2 separate regions of the Homo sapiens genome follow, and region 1 is linked to region 2. Evidence: chromatin loops called from intact Hi-C (ENCODE). Cell type or tissue: endothelial cell of umbilical vein. All regions are shown on one strand. Each heading gives the region's core, and the rest is flanking DNA. Links, peaks and the distances in the headings are about the cores only.

Region 1 (11,141 bases), core at 3,883-7,882, 120 kb after region 2:
TCACATGATCCCACTGCCTCAACCTCCCAAGTAGCTGGTTCTACAGGCATATTCCACCATGCCTGGCTAATTTTTAAATTTTTTGTAGAGACAGGGTCTTGCCATCTTACCCAGGCTGATCTTGAACTCCTGGGCTCAAGTGATCCTCCCTCCTCAGCTTCCCAAAATGTTGGATTACAGGTATGAGCCACCATACTCAGCCCAGTAGTGTACTTTAAAGTCATGTAGTGTGGTGCTTCCAGCTTTATTCTTTCTGCTTAGGATTACTTTGGCTATTTAGCCTCTTTTTTGTGTTACATATGAATCTTAGGATTTTTTTTCTATCTCTGTGAAAAATGACATTGGTATTTTGATAGGGATTGCACTGAATCTCTAGATTGCTTTGAGTAGTAAAAGTATTTTTTAAATGTAAAACATAAAATGAGTGGTTATTATTACTATATGTATTCCTTAATTTTAGAGGGAGTTCCTTGATTTGCAATACCAATCAGCACTTTACTTGTGAATGTTTAATATTCATTTTGTAAACTTCTAAATTTCAGGTCCTCTCTTCCAGTCTGAATTCACTTGCTGACGGGATTAACCTCATTTCTTTTTAACATTTGAAAAAATATTATAAACTTAATAAAGCACAGTCGTTCAGTCTTTGTACAGTTAGACATCGTGGGAGTCAGGCTACTCACCTAACATCTACAGACTTCAGTTTCTTCATCTTAAAAAGTGGGATTTGGACTAGTTCAGCTATGGCAGTAGGTGATTTCTGTGCCCAAACAAGAAACTGGCAATTAATTATGAGACTTACTCCAGCTAGATGCAGCCTTTTCTACGTGTATCTAGGCAGCCACTTAATCTGATTTTATCCAAGAAATGAAATGTATTTTCTATCTTTGGACCAAACAATCTTTTTAAATAAAATTCTAAATATACAACTATGTGTCCAGGGGCCTTTTGAAGCTTAATGCTTATGGCTGCCACCACGTAAACTTAGAATGACTTCTAACTTTCTAACTCTCTATCACTAGCCTTGGAGATATCTACTTCATTGGGCTTGATCATCTAGAGTCAAACTCCTTATCTTCCACTACTCCTCCCTCTCCACCCTAAGCAAACCTACATTTCTAATTTGTTTTCTATTGATGCTGTTATCTTCTACCAATTACTCAGTAATAAAATATCAAAGAAATACATAGTAATTCTAGGTTGTAAAGGAGTTTTAAGGGCCCAATTAATTACCAGTGGACACATTTTCAATTTAGACCTTACTTGTTTTTTATAGTATTTTAGAATGTTGACCACTCATTCCTTTTCACAGTCTTTTGGCCTTCTTCTTTTGTTACTCAAAAAAAAATTAGCTGTGTTTCTTTTGGAGCAAAAAGAGAAGAATTAGGCATTGAAGGTGCTAGAGAAAAAGAATCAATAGAGACGGCTAAAATTTCAAGATCATCTTGAGGGTTGAGGGTGATTATTAGAGCAAATTCCTGAGGGACCTTCATGCTTAAAACTTGAGTCATCCTTTGAACACTGTTCTTTTTTCATCTTCGGCTACTCAATTATTGAATATTCTAAGCATGACCCCTCATCAGAACTTTGCACTTGCTGTTTTTTCTGCTACAGTGATCTTCCCCAAATTATTTGTATAGCTTGCAATCTTACCTCTTTTAGGTGTCTACCCACATGTCACTTTAGAGAGACTTTTCAGGCCACCCTATCTGAAATAGTCCTCCCCACCTTGGATACTCTCTAGTTCTTTGTTTTTCTTCATTATACTTAACTACATATTTTCATTTTATAATTTAGTTTTACGTACTTATTTGCTTGTTTATGAATTCAGGGATTTGTCTCTTCTCTCTACCATGTCCTCTGGACCTAAAACAATGCTGGCTTATAGTAGGCACTCGGTATACATCTGCTGAATGAATAACACATGTTAAAAAATACTGATCTATGAAATTAAGTCCATGCTCCTCAACTTGATCTTCAAGGTCTTGCACAGTAAGACTGTAGTTCAGTTTTTCAGTCCTTCATTGGAAAATAGAGCAGAAAGAAAGTTGGGAATAGATTATGGAGTACCTTGAATATAGACTTAGAAATTGTAGGGCCGGAGCTATGGCTTTATCAGGATCAGTGGAGCTACAGATCCTCCATGAAGTGTGTGTTCTGTCCAAATCCCTGAATGTGCCTCAGAGGATCAAGGAATGCAGTTACCCTAAGAGTTCCCAAGAAGAGAGTCCTATTATAGTAAATAGCTTTTAATAATATAAAGCTAAACCAAAGCTTATCTCAGATGGGATACAAGAGAAGATTCTGAAGCCTAAAGGACTCCTTCAAATCTGTATGTTGTCCTGGGAGATTTGTATCACCGTTCTGTATAGAAATCTTTAGCATCAGTTTTCTGCCAAATTATTTGTAAGTGAACTTCAGACCTTCACCTTATAAGTCCCAGTCTTCTTTTCCACACTTACATCTTAATATTTCTCAACATGTAATCAATAGCCTAACCAAACAAACTACTTTTTTATTCTTTGAGTATCTGTTTTCATGCCTCTATATTTTTTTCACATACTATCCCTCATTGTAGAGTTTCTTCTATTTTGAATAAGTCTATGAGAACTTGACCTCCAGCTGCTAAAAATATCTTTATTTCCCATTACAAATGTGAAGTTTGTCTCCCTCTTTGAATTCTTGTTTTGGTCCTTGGCATGTCTTATCTCTCTGTATATTATTGTCTTTTGTATATTTGTATAGTAGAGAAACTTTCTCTCAATTATAAATCACTGTAACACTTAACATAATTCCTTTTCCACAGGTATTCAGTTAGAGTCTGTAGAATTGAATCAAGTCCCTGAACAAGGACTTTAAGATCTTCCAAAGAAAGTTATAATTTAATGGAAGACTATTCTGTCATTTTCTTATAGAATGACTTTTGCAACGGCTTTTTTGCAACTAATTATTGAATGAACACTGAGAAGTTTTAAATTTACACGAATATTTTCAGTAGTATTTTCTCTACCTTTTCTGTGCCCCTGCCATCTCCCAGTAATTCCTGACAAGCAGTTGCATAGCAGGTACAATGCAGTCAGCACTCATTTTCTTTCTTTCTTTTTTTTTTTATTCCAGCTAAACTTTATTTCTTTTTTTTTCTTCAATTTTTATTTTAAGTTCAGGGGTACGTGTACAGGAGGTGCAGGTTTGTTACATAGGTAAACATGTGACATGGTGGTTTGCTGCACAGATCATCCCATCACTTAGTTATAAAGCCCAGCATCCATTAGCTATTCTTCCTGATACACTCCCTCCCCCGAGGCCCCCTGACAGGCCCCAGTGTGTGTTGTTCCTCACCATGTGTCCATGTGTTATCATCATTCAGCTCCCACTTATAAGTGAGAAAATGCGGTGTTTGGTTTTCTGTTCCTGCATTGCTATCATTTTCTAATAATGTGAAGAGAAGAGCACCATTTAAAAATATTAAACTTAAGGAGACTGCTTAGAGAAACAAATCCAGCCACTTTTAATTTAGAGTTGATTAAGAACAAATTCTGGCTGGCTGCTGAGTAAATTATAAAGTGAACGAAATACCCAAATAACACACCTATATTATAACCACCTCAACTACTGTGTTAGCTATTTTTGTGCTCATTTGACTTACTATTTGTCATTAAATCTTAAAAACATGGGCTGATTCTCCCATGCAGATAGGTTGAGCCATATACCCAGCTGTATTATTTTCTGTTGTCAGGGCATAAAATCAACATCTTGGCCGTGCGCGGTGGGTGGTGGCTCACGCCTGTAATCCCAGCACTGTGGGAGGCCGAGGCGGGTGGATCACGAGGTCAGGAGATCAAGACCATCCTGGCTAACACAGTGAAACCCCGTCTGTACTAAAAATACAAAAAAATTAGCCAGGCGTGGTGGCGAGCGCCTGTAGTCCCAGCTACTCAGGGGGAGGCTGAGGCAGGAGAATGGCGTGAACCTGGGAGGCGGAGCTTGCAGTGAGCCGAGACGCGCCACTGCACTCCAGCCTGGGCGACAGAGTGAGACTCCGTCTCAAAAAAAAAAAATCATCAACATGTTCATCTGTGAGGACACATAACTGTTAAGAAAAAAAAAGGAACATTTCAAATTAACAACAGGATATTTTTTTCACCTCTAGGGATCAAGAGGACCAGATGGTCTCTTAGGGGAACAAGGTATACAAGGTGCCAAGGTAATCATTGATTTTTCTCATTTCATATGTAGTTAAATTTTATTGAGATCATATGTCCTACTAGTCTAAAAAACAATATATTTCCCTACAAAAGTATGGTTCTAAGTTTTCTCTTTGTCTAAGTATGAAACGCATAAAGTTTTTACTACACAGGCAGAGATGTTTTCTTTTCAATAATGAACTATATACTTACTGTCTTTTTTGTATGTGAGTGTATGCTAGCATATGCTAGCATAGTAAGACCATAATTCACATTCTTACTAACTCACCTGGCTTTGATACTTTGTTAGGGTGAAAAAGGAGATCAAGGAAAAAGAGGGCCTCATGGTCTTATTGTAAGTAATAAAACATTTCACATTAAAGATGAACATTTTAAGTCTTTTTTGTTTTTCTTAGTATGATTAATCTTTTTGGAGGGGACTACTTGACTCAAGAATTTTCTTTCTCATGTAGGGTAAGACTGGAAACCCTGGAGAAAGAGGATTTCAAGGGAAACCAGTAAGTAATTTAAAAAATCATGCTATGAAAAATTTTTATCTGCATTTTTGGGGGAAAGGGGCTGCTCAAACAATGTTTGGGGGATTTTTTGACACATAAAAATTATATATATTTGCAGTATACAATGTGATATTTTGATATATGTATAAATTATGAGCTGATTACCTTTATCTGCTTTATTCTCTAATACAACTATTGTTTAGTATTCAATATGTTGGACTAAAAGAATATAAGTTCTTTTTCTCCTTTAATCATTGGGTCATTGTTTTATTTGAGCAAGTTGCTTACCCATTCTGGGCCTGGGTTGTACCTATCCATAACTGGTGGTTATAACTGTTACTTTTACTTCACTCTAGTTATGATAAATTACTTTTACTGTAAAACCCATTTCAAAATAAAATGGTGTGACATATAAATATAATGAGACATTAATAAAGCTAACATAATAACTAACTTTTTTCAGGCCTCTTGCCTAGTTTTCTTTTAACTCAACTTGAATTCCTTTTAGGCCTTTGGAGTATAGAGCTGTGTGTGTCTTCATGCCTTCCCATGGCACTGCTTAAGAGTTGTTAATATTTTATAATACTAGTTATTTTCCTACCATCAAAAATCTTACCAGAATTATACATTTTTTTCCCTGAGAGGCAACAAGTTCTATGGTTATCATCACTAAGTAAGAGGAAAAAAATGTTAAAGATTTACCCACACATGCATACTTACACATAGACATGTAAGATAGTACATGTATGTGAGCACATAAGCTTAAGTATATGGATATTTTTACTTTCATTCAGAATTTTAATTTTTAATGATGACATTTTGATTTGTTATATACACATATATGTATAATATAAAGTTATAAAAATAGATAATATAAATAGATTGCAGCTCGGGAGACAGAAAAGGATAGAATAAAAATGTTTTAGCCGCTACAGTATTAATAATTGTCTATGTAGTAAATGTCACTGCATTTGCTTGTTCCTTTTTGAAATCTGCTGCCCCCTGCCCGCTGTTTCCCACAATAACATTGTATTTAACAGTGATCCAACCTAAAATACCAGAGACCTAAGACAGAAAACAAATGACTATGTCTAGGAAAGAACTTGTGTGTGGCATTGTATTATTGATTAACGTTATCCTCAAAGAATATTACTTGAGTTTTAATATTCATCACCTGAGTTTCTATTATATTGATATAAATGGTGTTTGTATAGATTATGACTACTTTGATATACTTTATACAGTGCTGATACATTGCAGTGAGTGGAAAAGTTTGGAGGTCAAGTTCATCCCTCTCATTTAAAAAAAAAATGAGACCCAGAGAAATAAAATTACTTATTCATTTTGTATTCATTGATGAGCTGAAAATAAAGGTAAAAATATAGGTCATTCATTGTTGACCTTCCCTAGAATTTTACCTTCATTTTCAGCCCATCAATGTATGCCTGTATAAACATGATATTTCATGTTTGACTTTCTCAATTAAATAAAAGATACTAGAATCATTCTGTAACCTTACCCTGGTTTGTAACCTTACCTGGCAAACATGTCTCATAGACTCCTGGAAGAATTAAATTACCTTAGTGTATGACATGGTTGGACATTAAATATGAATTTATAATAGTTGTTGAGGTTTACTTAGCTCTATACCTACATTGTCTCCTTCTCCTTGATTGGATTGACATGATGGGATTGGATTGACATCTTGGAGAAGCTGGGAAAAGTCAACTGAAAAAAGCCAGACAAGCCCCAAAGGTTCACTTGATCCTTCAGCACAGTCTTAGCGTTTTTAGTCATTTATGCACTATCAACAAACAGGCAGTGCTGTATATTAGAAAGATAAATTCGAGGTCAGATTGTCCTTTGGTCTAGTGTATGCTCCTAAAAACCATATAACTTTGTTTAAATTGGTTAGGCCTGGGCATGGTGGCTCATGCCTGTAATCCCAGCACTTTGGGAGGCAGAGGCAGAAGGATCTCTTGAGCCTGGGAGTTCAAGACCAGCTAGGGCAATGTAGTGAGACCCCCATCTCTAAAAATACATATTTTTTATTTTTAAAATGAATTTTAAAAAATGGTTGGGATAAGAGCTCTAAGACCCTCTCCATCTCTAAATTTTCATAATTTTAAGCCAGGAATTAAATGAAAACTGGCAACATATAGTGCTCTGGTAATCCAGATAACTAGTAAAAGTATATTTGTCCGTGGACCAACACTGTTTCCTATACAATACTTGCCTCCCATACATCTGACTCAAAAGAAAATCAGGAAGAAAGACCACAATCCATTGTGTTATTAAGGTGTTAAGGCCTGGATCACTATTTTAGGTTCTCTAAATAATATAAAAACTATCATAACTCATACGTTACTGAGGTTTTTTTTATCTAGATAGTCTATCAGTTTGTGAGATGGGTGTAAAAATTCTTCAACTATAATTTTTGTGTTTCTCTATTTCTCCCTTTAATTCTTTCTAATTTTTCTTTATGTATTTTTAAATTCTATTGTAAGTTTATTCACATTTATAATTATTATGTCTTCCTGATCAATTGATCCTTTTTTTGTTAAAAAATATTCTTGTTTATCTCTGGTAATACTTTTTACTCCTGGTAATACTATTTGTTGTGAAGTATATGTTATCTGATATTAATACTCACATAAAGTTTCTCCAGCTTTCTTATGCTTGCTGCTTACATGGCATATCTTGTTCCTTAATTTACTTTCAACCTATCTGTGTCTTGATATTTAAAGTGAATATCTTATAGTTGGACCTTGTGTTTTATTCATTCTGACAATTTCTGCCTTTTAATTTGAGCATTTGTTCAATTTCAATTTAATGTAATTATTGATACGTAATTGATGTGGTTAGATTTGGGTCTCCCATTTAATGATCTGTTTTTCTTTGTGTCCTTTTTATTGTTATTGTTCAATGTCTTCTGTTGGCATTGAATAATTTTGAGAATTCTATTTTAATCTGTCTGTTGGATTTTTAGCTCTATTTCTTCTCATAATTTTCCATGGTTATTCTAGGTCAAGGGACAGCAAACTTTTATTGTGAAGTGCCACAAAATAAGTATTTTATGTAAATACTTAACACAAGTGTAAGAAACTTGCCAACAATATAGGTCCATTTACTAATATTTTTTATGCTATAATTATTTTATGTATTACATCTACATATATTTTAAACTACGCATTGCAAAGTTATGATTTTTGCTTTAATATAAATAAAATATTTTCATGATGTAAATGAAATACATACTTTAGAGATGTTTAATGGGGAAAAAATGTTTATCATTTACCCACATATTTGCCATTTCTGATGTTATTCATTCCTTTCTGAAGATTTGTGTTTCCAAATGGTGTCATTTTCCTGTAACCTATAGAACATCCTTTATATTTCTTGTAGTAAAGTCTGCTAGTACATATTTCTCTTAGTTTTTGTTTATAAAATGTCTTTATTTTTCCTTTACTTTTGAAGTATACTTTCACCGGATATCAGATTTTAGGTTGACAGAGTCTTTTGGGGGATTTTTTGTTTTCATTCAGCACTATAAAGATAACTTGCCATTTTCTTTTGGCCGCTGGTATTTCTGATAAGTAGTCCACAGTTATATATATATAAAATTAATCCCTTGCATATAATGTATCATTATATTTTATTGGAATCAATCATATTGGAAGTCATATATTGGTTTTGCCACTTACTAGCAGTCTTGACTTTGTACAAATTACTTAACTTCTCTGGGCTTCAGTTTCTCTATCTTTGATATAGGAAATCTTTCATAGTCATAATAAATGTATAACAAATGATATTTATTATGTTCCTGGCACAGGCTCTAATAAATAACAACCAAAATAGTCATTATTATCCTCATGGTCATCATTATCATAGTTACTGGGTTGAAGTCATAGAGAAGGGAGTTCTGAAAAGCCTTAAAGATAATTTTTATTTTATTCCAGCTTGTGCTTTTCCTCTTTATCCCCAATAAAAACAGAGTCCACTTAAATTATTTCGTAGCTTTGCAAAAGAGCTTTTATGCAGTATCAACAGCATTAAAAGTACATGATAAGCTTGATATTATGTCTAAACATACTTTACAAAGAAAATTGGGCAGACATTATTTAAAGTTCTGAAGTTTTCTGTATATTTCAGTTGGTGTACTAGGCACAGAGAGATTCCTTATAATGATCCTCTCTCTTAATTAAGGATCCTGGAGTAAATAGGCACCATATCATTTACATGACTGAAACAGGGCCTCAACCAGATGGGAGTCCATAATTTTACATATTTCCCTTTCCCTAGCCAGAAAAACTGAACATAGCATTAAAGATTATAACTTAGAAGATAGTGTGTTGCTAAGAACTTTGAATATCTTTACTTCTAATTTAATGTCATATTTTTATACCTTTTAGTTTTTAAGGTAAAATGGTATTTGTGATTAGCTGTATAGTTATCAGCTTTCCTGAGATCAATAATGTAGAAGATGCAACTTACGGCCGGGCGCAGAGGCTCACGCCTGTAATCCCAGCACTTTGGGAGGCCAAGGCGGGTGGATCACGAGGTCAGGAGATTGATACCATCCTGGTTAACACGGTGAAACTCTGTCTCTACCAAAAATACAAAAAAAAAAAAAAAAAAAATTAGCCGGGCGTGGTGGCGGGCGCCTGTAGTCCCAGCTACTCGGGAGGCCGAGGCAGGAGAACGGCGTGAACCCAGGATGTGGAGGTTGCAGTGAGCCAAGATCATGCTGCTGCACTCTAGTCTGGGTGACAGAATGAGACTCCGTCTCAAAAAAAAAAAAGAAAAAAAGATGCAATTTACAAAAGGATCAACATGTTATGTATTGTCAGTGGTCATCAGTGCCTCGCACACAGTAAATGCTCAATAAATCTTTGACTGAGTCAGAGAAGACTCAGAATTTGGTTTAGTGTTCTATCTACTTCATATCTGAGATGCTCTTTTATGGTACTACAAAGAGTGTAAAGATGGGGAAAAAAGGAAGTTACAGGTCCAGTATGGTTATTTCCAGTTATCTAGGTTCCAAGACTCCTGTGCCTTGCCAGGGTTTAAAGGCAAAAGTCATACTTATTAACACATCACAAGGATTATTATTTTTGGAAAAAGGAAACTTTATATGAATATTAAAACTATAAAGAAATTCAGATTTAAAATAATTTTGGATAATTATTTGTCACAATATAGGAGTGAGGATTAAATAAAAATAGGGGTAGATATAAAGAACTCCTACAACTCAAGAATAAAAAAACAACCTGATGGAAAAATGAGCAAAGGACTTGAATAGACATTTCTCCAAAGAAGATATACAAATGGCCAGTAAGCACATGAAAAGATACTCAACATCACTAGTCATTAGGGAAATGAAAATCAAACCACCATGGGATACTATTTCACAAACATTAGAATGCTGTTCTAAAAAAAAAAAAAGAAAATTTGTGTGGCCAAGGATGTGGAGGAATTAGAACCCTTGTGCATTACTGGTACAAATATAAAATAGGGGAACTGCTGTGGAAAACAGTTTGGTGGTTTGTCAAGAAGTTAAACAGAGAATTACCATATGATCTATCAGTTCCACTTCTAGGTAGATACCCAAATAATTGAAAAAAGGGACTCATACAGATACTCGCATACCCATGTTAATAGCCGCATTATTCACAATAGCCAAAAGTTGGAAGTGATCCATGTTCTTTGATAGATGAATAGGTAAACAAAATGTGGAATATGCATACAGTGGACCCAATCTTAAAAAGCAGGAAGTTTTGACACATGCTACAACAGGGATGAACCTTGAAGACATTATGCTAAGTGAAATAAGCCAGTCACAGAAAGACAGATATTGTATGATCTCACTAATATGAGGTACTTAGGGTAGTCAAATTCATGGAGACAGAAAATAGAATGGTGGTTGCCAGGAAATAGAAAAAAAGGGGTGATGGGGAGCTAGTATTTAATGGGTACAGAGTTTCAGTTTGGGAAGATGAAAAAGTTCTGGTAACGGTTACACAACATTGTGAATGCACTTACTGCCACAAACTTTACATTTAAAAATGGTTAAAATAGTAAATTTTATGTTGTGTGTATCTTACCACAAAAGCAAAAAAAAAAAAAGAATAGCAATAGACAGAAAAGTTGGGTGGAAGGATCCATAGGAAAGCTAAGGTAAGGAAAGTGTCTAAAACATCTTCACACACCACTTTTCCTACAAGTATTGCCTTTATTTGTCCAGGGTTTACAGGGATTGCCTGGAAGTACAGGTGACAGAGGACTTCCAGGAGAGCCAGTAAGTTTATCTTTATACTTTTCTAATTGTGTCTTTCTCATAAAATACATTTACATTTCCATTATTGCTCTGCTGTGCTGTGACTGGTATGTTTTAGAAAGCAGCATTTATCATAGACACCATAGACTAATCACATAGAAT
Region 2 (11,141 bases), core at 2,593-6,592:
AATAAAACTCTAAGACAATCAAATGAAGTATCTGTTGACTAGTTCCTGGGAATATGGCACTAAAATATTTTTTAAAGGTCTCATCTAGTTGGAGAAATATTGCAAGATGAATGTCATGGACAGTATTATAGGAGCTCAAAGGAGGAAAGAATCTCTGTGGACTAGACAAATATGAAAAGGTTTCAGAAAAATGATGGACTTCACTAAGGTTTGAAATATTGGTATGATTTATAAATGTGGAGAGAAAAATAAGTTGTTGAAGAACAAGGCACGTGTAGGAGCTTAGTGAGTTGGCTGTTTTGGGTTCATTAATTTATTAATTCTGCCACATTTTCTTTCTAATCCTAATGAATGCTTAATGATGCATTTCTTTCTTACTGTTTTCCAGGGCAGTGTTGGCCCTGTGGGACCAATTGGACCTGCTGGAATTCCTGGCCCAATGGTATGGTTCTATTTGTATAATGGATATTTCCCTTTAATCTGTCTATGATATCACAAAATGTCACCTTTTTTTGTAGGGCCTTTCAGGGAATAAAGGACTACCTGGAATCAAAGGTGATAAGGTGATTTAAATATTAATATTATAAAAATAATTTTTATCACATTTGTCTTTTACTTTTCAGTCAACACAATTTATGAAATATTTTGTTTTTATGGAGTCTAATTTGTAGTATCAATTATATTAGTTTTCCTCAGAAGTAAGAAAAATAGAGAAATTATTCTTCTACAATGAATATTTGCTTTCTTATAATATTGCCATGTTTGTGATACATAAGTATCTTTGCATGAAATTGTGCTTTCCAGGGTGAACAAGGCACAGCAGGAGAGCTAGGAGAACCCGGGTATCCTGGAGACAAGGTAATGTTTATACCATTAATTTTATGTAAATATGAAAAAGTGTAAATTCAAAAGAAAGAACTGCTTATTATTTTATCCATGTATTGTGTTAGAATGTGGTATCAATATGGTTTTAAGTTCTTGTTTGAAACTTTTGTCTCAATATTTTAGCATACTTTATGAAATTTTTTAGCAGTTTGTAAATAGTGGTATGTCTGCCTTTTGTGGTATAATAACTTTCTCTTCTGTTATTCTCTTCTCTTAGGGTGCTGTTGGTTTACCAGGACCACCAGGGATGAGAGGAAAGTCAGGGCCTTCAGTAGGTTTGAACTTTTGCTTTGCTCTTTGTAATTGACAGAGTGCATGTCATGGCATGAGTCTCGACACTGTTGATCTAAGTAGGGTATAAGCCTACTGAGCATTTGTCTCCTTAGTTTTAGAATATAGCAAATCCCTCAGGTATTCAGTTCACATTCCATAGACTTTTGGACTTCCCTCTACTCCCAACCCTAGGCCAAAGCCAAGTTTCTGAGAGTCCTAAAGATCTTGGTCATATTATTCTACTGAATAATTTAATATAGACAATATTTAAATTAAAACAATAGGCTTTGAAGCCAGAAAATGTAAAGCACCTTAAATAATATTTTAACTTTTCAAAATATCAATTTTATTAAGGAAACAGTCTGAAGAAAAGGTAGCATGTTTGCACTCTCTTGTGGACCAAAATATTCTAAATCCTTATTTTTTTTCCTGACCCTTGGACATCAATTAGACGAAAGAAAAAGATACCTTATATTGCTGTTAACATAAAACTCAAAAAATTATAAATCTAAAATTACTTAATAATTAAAGCTATTTAAATAAAATGGTTAAAACTTGAGAAAATATATTTCTAAATATTAAAAATCATAATTATTATAGCTAACATTTGCTGAGTATCTACACAATACCAGGCAGTATTCTAAGGACTATACATCTAAATTAATCTTCACAACAATCCTACAAAGTTGGTACTATTATTATTCCTATTTTTTATATTAAGAAAATTGAGACACAGTGTTAGAAAACATCTAAGGTCACCTGGGTGGCCACCTACTTAGTAGGTGACCATTCAGAAAAACCTAGGCAATCAGGTATGTCAGAGCTCATGCGTTTAGCTACTGTGCCATACTGTTTTAGGGTTTAATATTTTAAGATGGTTTTAGGAGTTTAATATTGATTACAACTCTGTGAAGGTAAAGGTGATTACAGATAGAAAAAATTAGATATAGGATTCAATTCTATGAAAAAGGTAGAGATGATTATACATACAAAAAATACATATAGGATTATAATTTATTAATGTCACATTAAAATATACATTAAAAAATAATTGTGTTATGTTCCTGAGCAGTTCATTGTGTTCCCTCTAACTCTACCCTTCCATCTCAGGATTATTTATTTTTTTAATCTCAGGAAGCAGTATTAAATTACAGAACTTTACCCCATTCTTTGTGACTTCTAACAGTGACAGTATTTTATATACATCTCTTAGGAATTATTTAACCCAAAGAACAATTTTTGGCATCTATTCGATGAAATGTTAGTGGTGACCTTTGCTTATACTAGTTCTTTGCCCTGGGCTTATTGCCATAAGGGCTTAACCTAATAAGCCGTGTACCCTCCCTTGTACCCTTGAGTTGAATCTCAGAAACTCTAGAGTGCATAAATTGGATCATGAGACTAGGTCATGAAGCTAACAAACAACTTCTGTTTTTCAAGGATGGTTCTAAACCATATAAAGACTCTCTGATATTTGCAGTGATTGGCAAAATAAGATACTTTTTACATATTCTTTTTTTTAAATAATGTGACATTTTTCTAGCGCTTGACCAAATAGGATGAAATGATACAATACATGCTCTAAGGGCACTATTAACTAATAAATAATATAAGTATTTTTTTGTGCTTTACAATTAATTTTTTGAGAAAACTAGAGTCAAGTATCGTGCTTACACAAGGCAAACCATTTTAGTGTTCCTTACTCTTTGATTAAATTTATATTTATAACATGTTGATGGGAGTAAAAAAATCATTGGCTAGAGAGACAAAGACCTGGATTCTGGTCCCAGCTCTGGCACTTAACCTACTGGCTATCACCTTGGGTATTTAACCACCATGGTACCAGCTTCTCATGTTTAAAATGAAAGTTAGGGCCACGTGCGGTGGCTCACGCCTGTAATCCCAGCACTTTGGGCAGCTGAGGTGGGTGGATCACGAGGTCAGGAGTTCGAGACCACCCTGACCAACATGGTGAAACCCTGTCTCTACTAAAAATACAAAAATTACCCAGGCATAGTGGCAGGCACCTGTAGTCCCAGCTCCTCAGGAGGCTGAGGCAGGAGAATCGCTTGAATCCAGAAGGCAGAGGTTGCAGTAAGTCAAGATTGCGCCACTGGACTCCAGCTTGAGCGACAGAGTGAGACTCCATCTCAAAAAAAAAAAAAAAAAAAAAAAAGAAAGAATGAAAAAAGAAAGTTTAGGCCATATCATATGTAAGGTTCCTTATAGTCCTGTGATTATGATGTTTTTCTCTTTTAGACATAGTACTTACTAATATTCCTCCTAGTGTAAGCTAAAGAAAAGGCAGAGAGCCTGTTTCACCTTTAACACATTATCTTAAAGCCCTTAGTATTTTTTTCCTGAAAGAAGTCACAATAAATGCTAATGATGTTCTTTTAGGGCAGGGAGCAAGAGACAGTGAGAGTGAGGCTTTTACTTACTCATTTTACACCTTTCTGTACTGTTCTAATAAAGAAAATTAATGTCAGCAGGAATTACTTTGGTAGGGAGATAATTGATTTTTTTTTATTTGTTTTATCAAACTTTTGAAAACTACTTTGGGCCGAAGATAAGATAAGCATTCATGAATTAAAATTAGTGAGATAGCCTTGTATTTTGTCTCTTGTTGTATTTATTACTTGTTTGTATCTTTTTGTTTTAATTAAAAAAAAAATTTTTAGAGACAGGGCCTCCCTCTGTTGCTCAGGATAGAGTGTAATGGTGCCATCACAGCTCACTGCAGTCTCCAACTCTTGGGGTCAAGTGGTCCTTCCACCTCAGCCTCTCAAGTAGCAAGGACTGCAGGTCCACCACCATACCCAGCTAATTAAAAAAAAAAAAAATTGTAGAAACCAGGTCTTGCTTTGTTGCCCAGGTTAGTCTTAAACTCCTGGCCTCAAGCAATCCTCTTACCTCGGCCTCCTAGAATGTGGGATTATAGGTGTGAGCCACTGCACCTGGCTGTATATATTATTAATAGAAAAACTGTAGGTGTTTGACCAGGAAACCTTTCCTTCTTATAGAAGGAGACACTTGTTTGATGAAAAGTTGCTTATGCAGAATCAGTTATTATATTAAGAAACAAACTCCCACATTCAATTATATAAGTTAATGCCTATCTAAAATGTTTGTTTACTGTCGTGGAAAGAATGCCAACATCATAAGGATGTCTTCCCTATTTTATAGATCCTACTTTTAATTTTCTGTTACCTAAGAGGTTGGTGTTACTAACTAATATTGTTTCCAAGTAGATCTAAGTTGTAACATGAAATAATATTTTCAAGATATAAGAAGGAATGTCCTGATTTGGAAAGTTGTTACAGTTCTTGAATAGGGAAGCTTTTGCTCTACAAGTATTTTAAAAAAAAATAGAGAAAACTACCACTCTGAGGTTGTTCGTAAATACACTTTCCTTTAGACCAAGAAAACAAACACAATTGTTATGCCCTATCCATTTTTTAGCTAGGGATTTTTGTCATTTGTAGAGGTTTATTTAATATTAGTTATCTATAAGTTACTTAAAATGTCAGCTTTTATAAAGAAAAATTGACATTCATAGGAAATTTGCAATCAAAATTTTACAAAACAAAGAATTATTCTGAAGATCAAATAAAATCATTACACAATTTCTGTTTTTAAATATGTGATTGTCAATCAGCTTTTCTGAAAACAAAGCCCTAGGGTATTGCTATTTTATCCTCACTGCTTAGAAATTTAGCTTTGTGGTTGGATTTTGCCACTAGAGGGCTCCAATGAGAGCCCCTCGCCCCTTTCTCTATCTCTTTAAAGAGAGATGCTTGTCATTTTAAGAACTTCAGTATACTGATTCTGATGGATCACAGATTTTGTTTTTGTTTATTTGGAAAGGGAAACTTAAATGAGCCTTTCCATAATATTTCACTGCCTTTCTCTGGATTTGATTGCAGTAGTTTATGGTGTCCTGTTTTATGTCCAGATACCTCAGCACTGAGAATGAATTAAGTGCATATTGGAAACTGTGCTTTAGGTTTTGGAAAATGGGCAATCCCGTATTGTAACTTGCAAGTTTAGGTGATCTGAGGCTTATTTAAATTAAATTTGAAGCTCATATAGAAACTTAATATGACAGAAATAATGAATGCAATAGTTTTTCTTATGAAAATGGATATATCAGACTACTGTCCTCCCTTTCCAAACTTTCATCTCTCGAGAGCATTGCTAGCCTTCTCTAGTTTCAGGCTTTATACCTACTTCTCTTTCCTGTCACTTTCTCCTTTAACCCTGATTTCACATCTTTATCATGAATGTCAGAAACTAGCTTCAGAGATACTGAAACTGAATCCTTAAAACTTCAATTAAAGGATGAAAACAGTCTAGGAATTCTATGTGTGAGCCAGGAAAGCAGAAAGGGTGTGAAGAGAAGGAATAATGATTGTAAAATTGGTTGACATTTAATGAGTACTTCATATGTCAGACATTGTGCTTAGCACTTTACATATATTATCTAATTTAACTCTCCAATGACTCTTTGAGAATGTTAGTACTATAATTATTATTTCTATTTTATTGATGAGAAAACTGAGGCTTAGAGAGATTAAGCAACAAGGATTTCAATCCAGGTGAGTCTTAATTACTAATTCAGGCCACTTACAGTATCAAAGGAGAGAGGAATTTTCAGAGACAGCCCTGGGACTGTGGTTATTTATAAAAGCAGTTTCTCCTCTAGAATTCCCTATCTTGTTGAGTCCAGCTTTATTGTCTTATCTCTGTGAAACACATATAAACATACAATTCTTTTCTTGATTTGAGCACTTGACTCATTAATTTGTTTGTATCACTTAACACTTGAGTGAATGTATATTAAACCCATAAACATCTTATTTAAAAACTTTTACAGTAATGATGGTTACAAATTTTTCTAAAAAGTCATTACAACCTTGTTTGACATGATAATATAATGACTGACTGCTATTTGTTTACCATATGCCTGTTTCTTCTTTTAATTGTGTTTATTAAGTTTATGTTTATACTTTGATCCTCCCCCCCCATTTTAGGGCCAAACAGGTGACCCAGGACTCCAAGGACCATCTGGCCCTCCAGGACCAGAGGTAAAATATTGGTGGAAAGTTAATAAATTTGAAACAAAATGGTGGAAATTAAACTTGTTTGATAAAACATGTTTCAACATAGCAAGCTTAAGAAAGATCCTCTTTAAAGTTTAGATCTCCGTAAATAGTTTGGACTACATTTTTTCTGTTATGTCACGAGGTATGCAACAGGGATCCTAGGGAAACAGAAAAGTGCATTAGCCACATTTTCACACTGATTAGGATCACAGCTGATTTATTTGTTCTGCACAGCTATTAATAACAAGTACTTGAGGCTTGGAACCAAATTTCAGGAAAGAAACTCCACTGAATTATTAATGCAAAATGTTTCCAATTATTGCTATATCCATATATCATTTAAATCTCATACAGTATTCTAAAATAAATACAATTAAGTCTGTAGTACATATATCAAATTTGTTTGTATATACTTTAAAATTTTTGACTTTGGTTTAATGGTTGATATACAGTGGCCTTCTTTTCTAAAAGTCTATATAGAACATAAGCTTCTGAGATAAAACATTTGGATTTTAAAAAATCCTACTATGAGTCAGACCTATGAGTCAAAGATATACTACATGGAGATGAAACTTCTGAAGCTCACTCTAGTTTCAAAAATATATGCCCATATTGATATGTGTGTGCCTGTGTGTGCCTACACACACACACATACACGCAAGCACACACATATCAGTGTACATACATATTTAATTTAGAGTCATAGATTCAGCAGAAGGCTGAGAAAATAATTGGCATCAGAATAAATAAGTTAGAGCAATAATGTCATAGTGTCAGAGTAGTAGGCAGAGTTTCTAAGACTACTGCTGTACTGATGCTGTCTCCCTCTCTTTGTAAACCATAAGATCTACTTCTTACTTCACAGCTGTCCTTCAAGGTTGGCTGATTTCTTTAGAAAATGCCTATTCTTACTTACTGTATGATTTCAAAACACATTGGGTATTGACAGTTCAAAAATCTAAAAAGCAGGCTGGGCATGGTGCAATCCCAGCACTTTGGGAGGCTGATGTGAGAGGATCGCCTTGAGTCCAGGAGTTCTAGACCAGCCCTAGCAACATAGTGAGACCCTGTTGCTAAAAAAAAAAAAGAAAAAATGTTTTAAAAGTTAGCCAGGCATGGTGGCTCACACCTGTAGTCCCAGCTACTCGGGAGGCTGAGGTAGGATGATCACTTGAGCCTGGGGTGGCACCACTGCACTTCAGCCTGGGTGACAAAATGAGACCCCGTCTCCAAAAAAAAAAAAAAAAAAGAAAAAGTAGAGTCTTCAAAACTTCATTGTAGCTAGTTTTACCAATAGAGAGGTAATAGGAAGTAAAATACAGTAGTATATTGATCTCAGCATTCTGATAGGAAGGAAATTGAGTAATTAAAACTTCAGATTAGTATAAGCTTCTCCATATGAGCCTACAATTTTTATTTTAATCATTTTTAATGAAAGCTTTCCTGGAATGAATAGTATTTACTGCCTTGTCATACTGAGGATACAGAATCTATTTTAATTTTCATTATCTTTAAAGGTTATTATTATGACTGTATTGTCCTATTATTACTGCAGTTACAGGTGATATGTACACTAGAAATGGCTATGTTACCTCCTTGCTATAAGTATGGTTTTGAGTCATTTTTCTTCTTTCTCATAAAGCTTGGTTAAAGGATGCATGCGCCATGTTTTCACTTACTACTTGGTCTTCTAAAGATGTTTATTTATTTCTCTCTTCCCTTTAAAATTTCATAATATCCATCAACACTGAAAACATTATCTCATTATCTCTGATTTTAGCACCACTAATATAAGGTCCTGAGCCCCAGCATTTTCAGAGTACCAATCCTTCCTCTTCACCTGTATTAAGTTTTTTCATGGGGCTAAAAATGTAACCTGTACTCTGTCAAGAACTGATGCTAGATTGTTTTGGGAAATGGGGCCTAATTCAAGGAGCATAACTTTTTCTTGATCATAAAAATATAGTACATAGGCAACTATATGTGAGACAACACTTTTATCCAAATCCTTGTCAACATTAGGCTTTTAATAAACTTGCAGGTCCAAGAATTTTAAATAGTATATTTGGTAGCAAACCAAGCCTGAAAACTTTCTGCTTGTATAGTGGATGAATTTTACTCAGGTAAAGGGTCTTATGCATTGTGCTAAATTCAGACTTTATCCTGTATGCGTTAACCAAAGATATTTAAGCAAGAGAAAGGAATTATCAGAGTTGTGCTTTATGCAAAGCAGCAGGGGGAAGGATAAAAGAGAAGAAGGGAAGGAGGAGTGCCAAGGAGATGAACTAAAGGTTATTTAGAAGGATGGTGCAGCAGAGCAGGGGATTGATGATGAGGTCCTGTGACAATAGAAAGGAAAGGATAGCTTAAAGAGAGAACTAGAAAATATAATTCACAATACATAAAACAGTTCATTCCAATTGTAAGAGAGAGGAATAAAAGGCAATTTGAACACTTTTTGCTTGAAAAGTTGGGTAGAATGTGGATCATCATTCCAAAAATAGAAAATAGGAAAAGGAGGAGGAGGAGAAGGAAGAGATTCAGAGTGGCAGGAAATAATGTTTTGGCTTTGAATCTGTTAGGGTTCAAAGGCCTTTAGGAGAAATAGAAAATTAGTCTAATAAGAGTCTTAAAACTGTAGGCCTAAAGCTCAGAAAAGTAGACTAGAGATACATATTTATATAATCATCTGCATAAAGGTATTAGATGAAGCAATGTAACAGATGAATTAAAACAAAGTTTAAAAATACTACACCTGGAAACTCACCCCTAGAAGTCTACAGTCTTTGTCTACAGTGCAGTTAAGTTTTAAGTTGATAATAAAAAGTCAGTAAAATAAATTTTGGTAACTGAAAAATACATTCCTTAGTAACTTATGGTCTGGAGAGAAGAAATATCACAATGGAAATTAGAAAATATTTAGAAGTGAATGAGAACGAATCAGTATAAAAACTTGAGTGTTGCAGCTGAAGCAACATTTAGAGGACAACTTATATACAAATTCATTTCTCTTGAAAGCAAGGAAGGTAAAAAATAAATGAGTTATACACAGCATAACTGTAGGGATTTGTTTCAAAAGAAGAAAGAAGTTGAAAGAGGTCAGATAGGATAGTCTCTGTTTTCTTAGTCTTGAAACTAAATCTCAAGAGTAAGGGGACTGTGCAGGAGAAAGGAGCTGCAGGAGTTCTTTGAAAAGTAAGTGAGAGAGTGACTGCGGACTAATAAAATAATTTCTGAGTTGTTGGTTAAGGTAATTTTTGGATAAGGTTTTTTGTTTGTTTTTGTTTATGTTTTTTTGAGACACAGTTTCACTCTCTCGCCCAGGCTGGAATGCAGTGGTGCCGTCTGGGCTCATTGCAACCTCTGCCTCCCAGGTTGAAGCGATTCTCCTGCCTCAGCCTCCCAAGTAGCTGGGATTACAGGTGCCTGCCACCACACCTGGCTAATTTTTGTATTTTTAGTAGAGACGGGGTTTTGCCATGTTGACTAAGCTGGTCTCAAACTCCTGACCTCAGGTGATCCACCTGCCTTGGCCTCCCAAAATGCTGGGATTATAGGCATGAGCCACCATGTCTGGCCCAGTTTTTGGTTAGTTTGAAATGTAAGAGGCTTTTGCCTGAAATATAGTCACAAAGCTCTGTACATTTTGTTGTAAGGGGATTTCAGATTTGAATACGATCTTCCCACTGCCAAAAGGATGACACATGATCAGTTATATGATTCTCCTTTCTTTTGGGTTAGAACATATTAATTATTCAAAAGGAGGGTAGCAATTCATTGTATTGTGTCATTTCCACTATTCAGTATAGATGGATGTTACAATGTGAAAGCATAATTCAGTGAAAGTAATTCTATTAGGGGCCAAAATGATGAGACCTACATATATACTTCTATGATAGCTTTTGTTAATAACTGGGTGATAAAAGGTTTAAGTTAATATCTGAAAATTACAGAATTTTGGGGTTAACATCTTCTGAGTGAGAATTGAGGAGTTAGTCTGAGTACCTTGAGCAAATTACTTCAATTCCCTGGGCCTTTCCTCATCTGTAAAACAGAAATATTAATAGTACCAACCTCATAAAGTTGTTTTATTACACACATTAATACATGTAAAACACTTCAGCATGTAGTTAATAGGAAATGTTCAGTATGTATTAGCTGCCACCACCACCACCACCATAATTGAAGACAGGACACATTGTCTAGACCTAAGGCAGAAAAGCCTGGCCAGTTCAAGATCAGAAAGAATGCCAATGTAACTGGAGTGAGCAGAATGAATGAAGAGGAAAGTGGTATACAATGAAGTTGGAAAAGTAGGCAGGAGATATATCATGTATGCCCTCATAGAGGATAGTGAGAAGTTTGGATTTGGTTCTAAGTGCAGCAGGAAGCCATGAGAGGCTTTAAATAGGGCAGAGGCATGATCTGATCTGATTTATGCTTTTCAAAGGTTACTCTGGCTGCTGTGTGAACATAAGACTGTGGGGAGAAACAGTGCTGAAAGTAGGGACATGATTTTTTATTTCTATTTTATTTTATTTTTTGAGACAGAGTCTCACTCTGTTGCCCAGGCTGGAGTGCAGTGGTGCAACCTCGGCTCACTGCAACCTCCGCCTCCTGGGTTCAAGCAATTCTCCTGCCTCAGCCTCCCAGGTAGCTGGGATTACAGGCGCATGCCACCACACCAGGCTTATTTTTTGTATTTTTAGTTGAGATGGGATTTCACTGTGTTAGCCGGGATAGTCTTGATCTCCTGACCTCGTGATCTGCCCACCTCGGCCTCCCAAAGTGCTGGGATTACAGGGGTGAGCCACCGCACCTGGCCAGTAGGGCAATGATTTAAGGAGATTATTTTACTTATCTAAGCAGAGAACTTAT

The links. Hi-C counts contacts between places; a loop is a spot of excess contacts. Peaks named below come from ENCODE experiments on the same cell type or tissue, not always from the same donor. Only the 100,000 strongest peaks of a DNase experiment are listed, where the experiment ranks them.
Region 1: a loop joins it to region 2, with 3 times the contacts of the local background. A loop is called at or near these places in 15 of 110 quality-filtered maps.

The regions. Positions count from the first base shown.
Region 1 is chr1:85,889,419-85,900,559 of GRCh38, reverse strand. COL24A1 (collagen type XXIV alpha 1 chain) reads left to right here. Exons shown (of 60, transcript NM_152890.7): 29 at 4,151-4,204; 30 at 4,495-4,539; 31 at 4,658-4,702; 32 at 10,947-11,000. Among named protein-coding and RNA genes, the nearest start is that of ZNHIT6, 190 kb to the right of the region's middle. RefSeq lists an enhancer at 3,403-3,902. In endothelial cell of umbilical vein, for the core only: no CTCF peak of the experiment used is centred there; a DNase peak (open chromatin) is centred at 5,709.
Region 2 is chr1:86,012,255-86,023,395 of GRCh38, reverse strand. It overlaps COL24A1 (collagen type XXIV alpha 1 chain), which reads left to right. Exons shown (of 60, transcript NM_152890.7): 15 at 389-442; 16 at 519-563; 17 at 805-858; 18 at 1,103-1,156; 19 at 6,192-6,245. Among named protein-coding and RNA genes, the nearest start is that of COL24A1, 140 kb to the left of the region's middle. RefSeq lists an enhancer at 6,793-6,982. In endothelial cell of umbilical vein, for the core only: a CTCF peak has its summit at 4,891 (motif pointing right); a DNase peak (open chromatin) is centred at 4,905.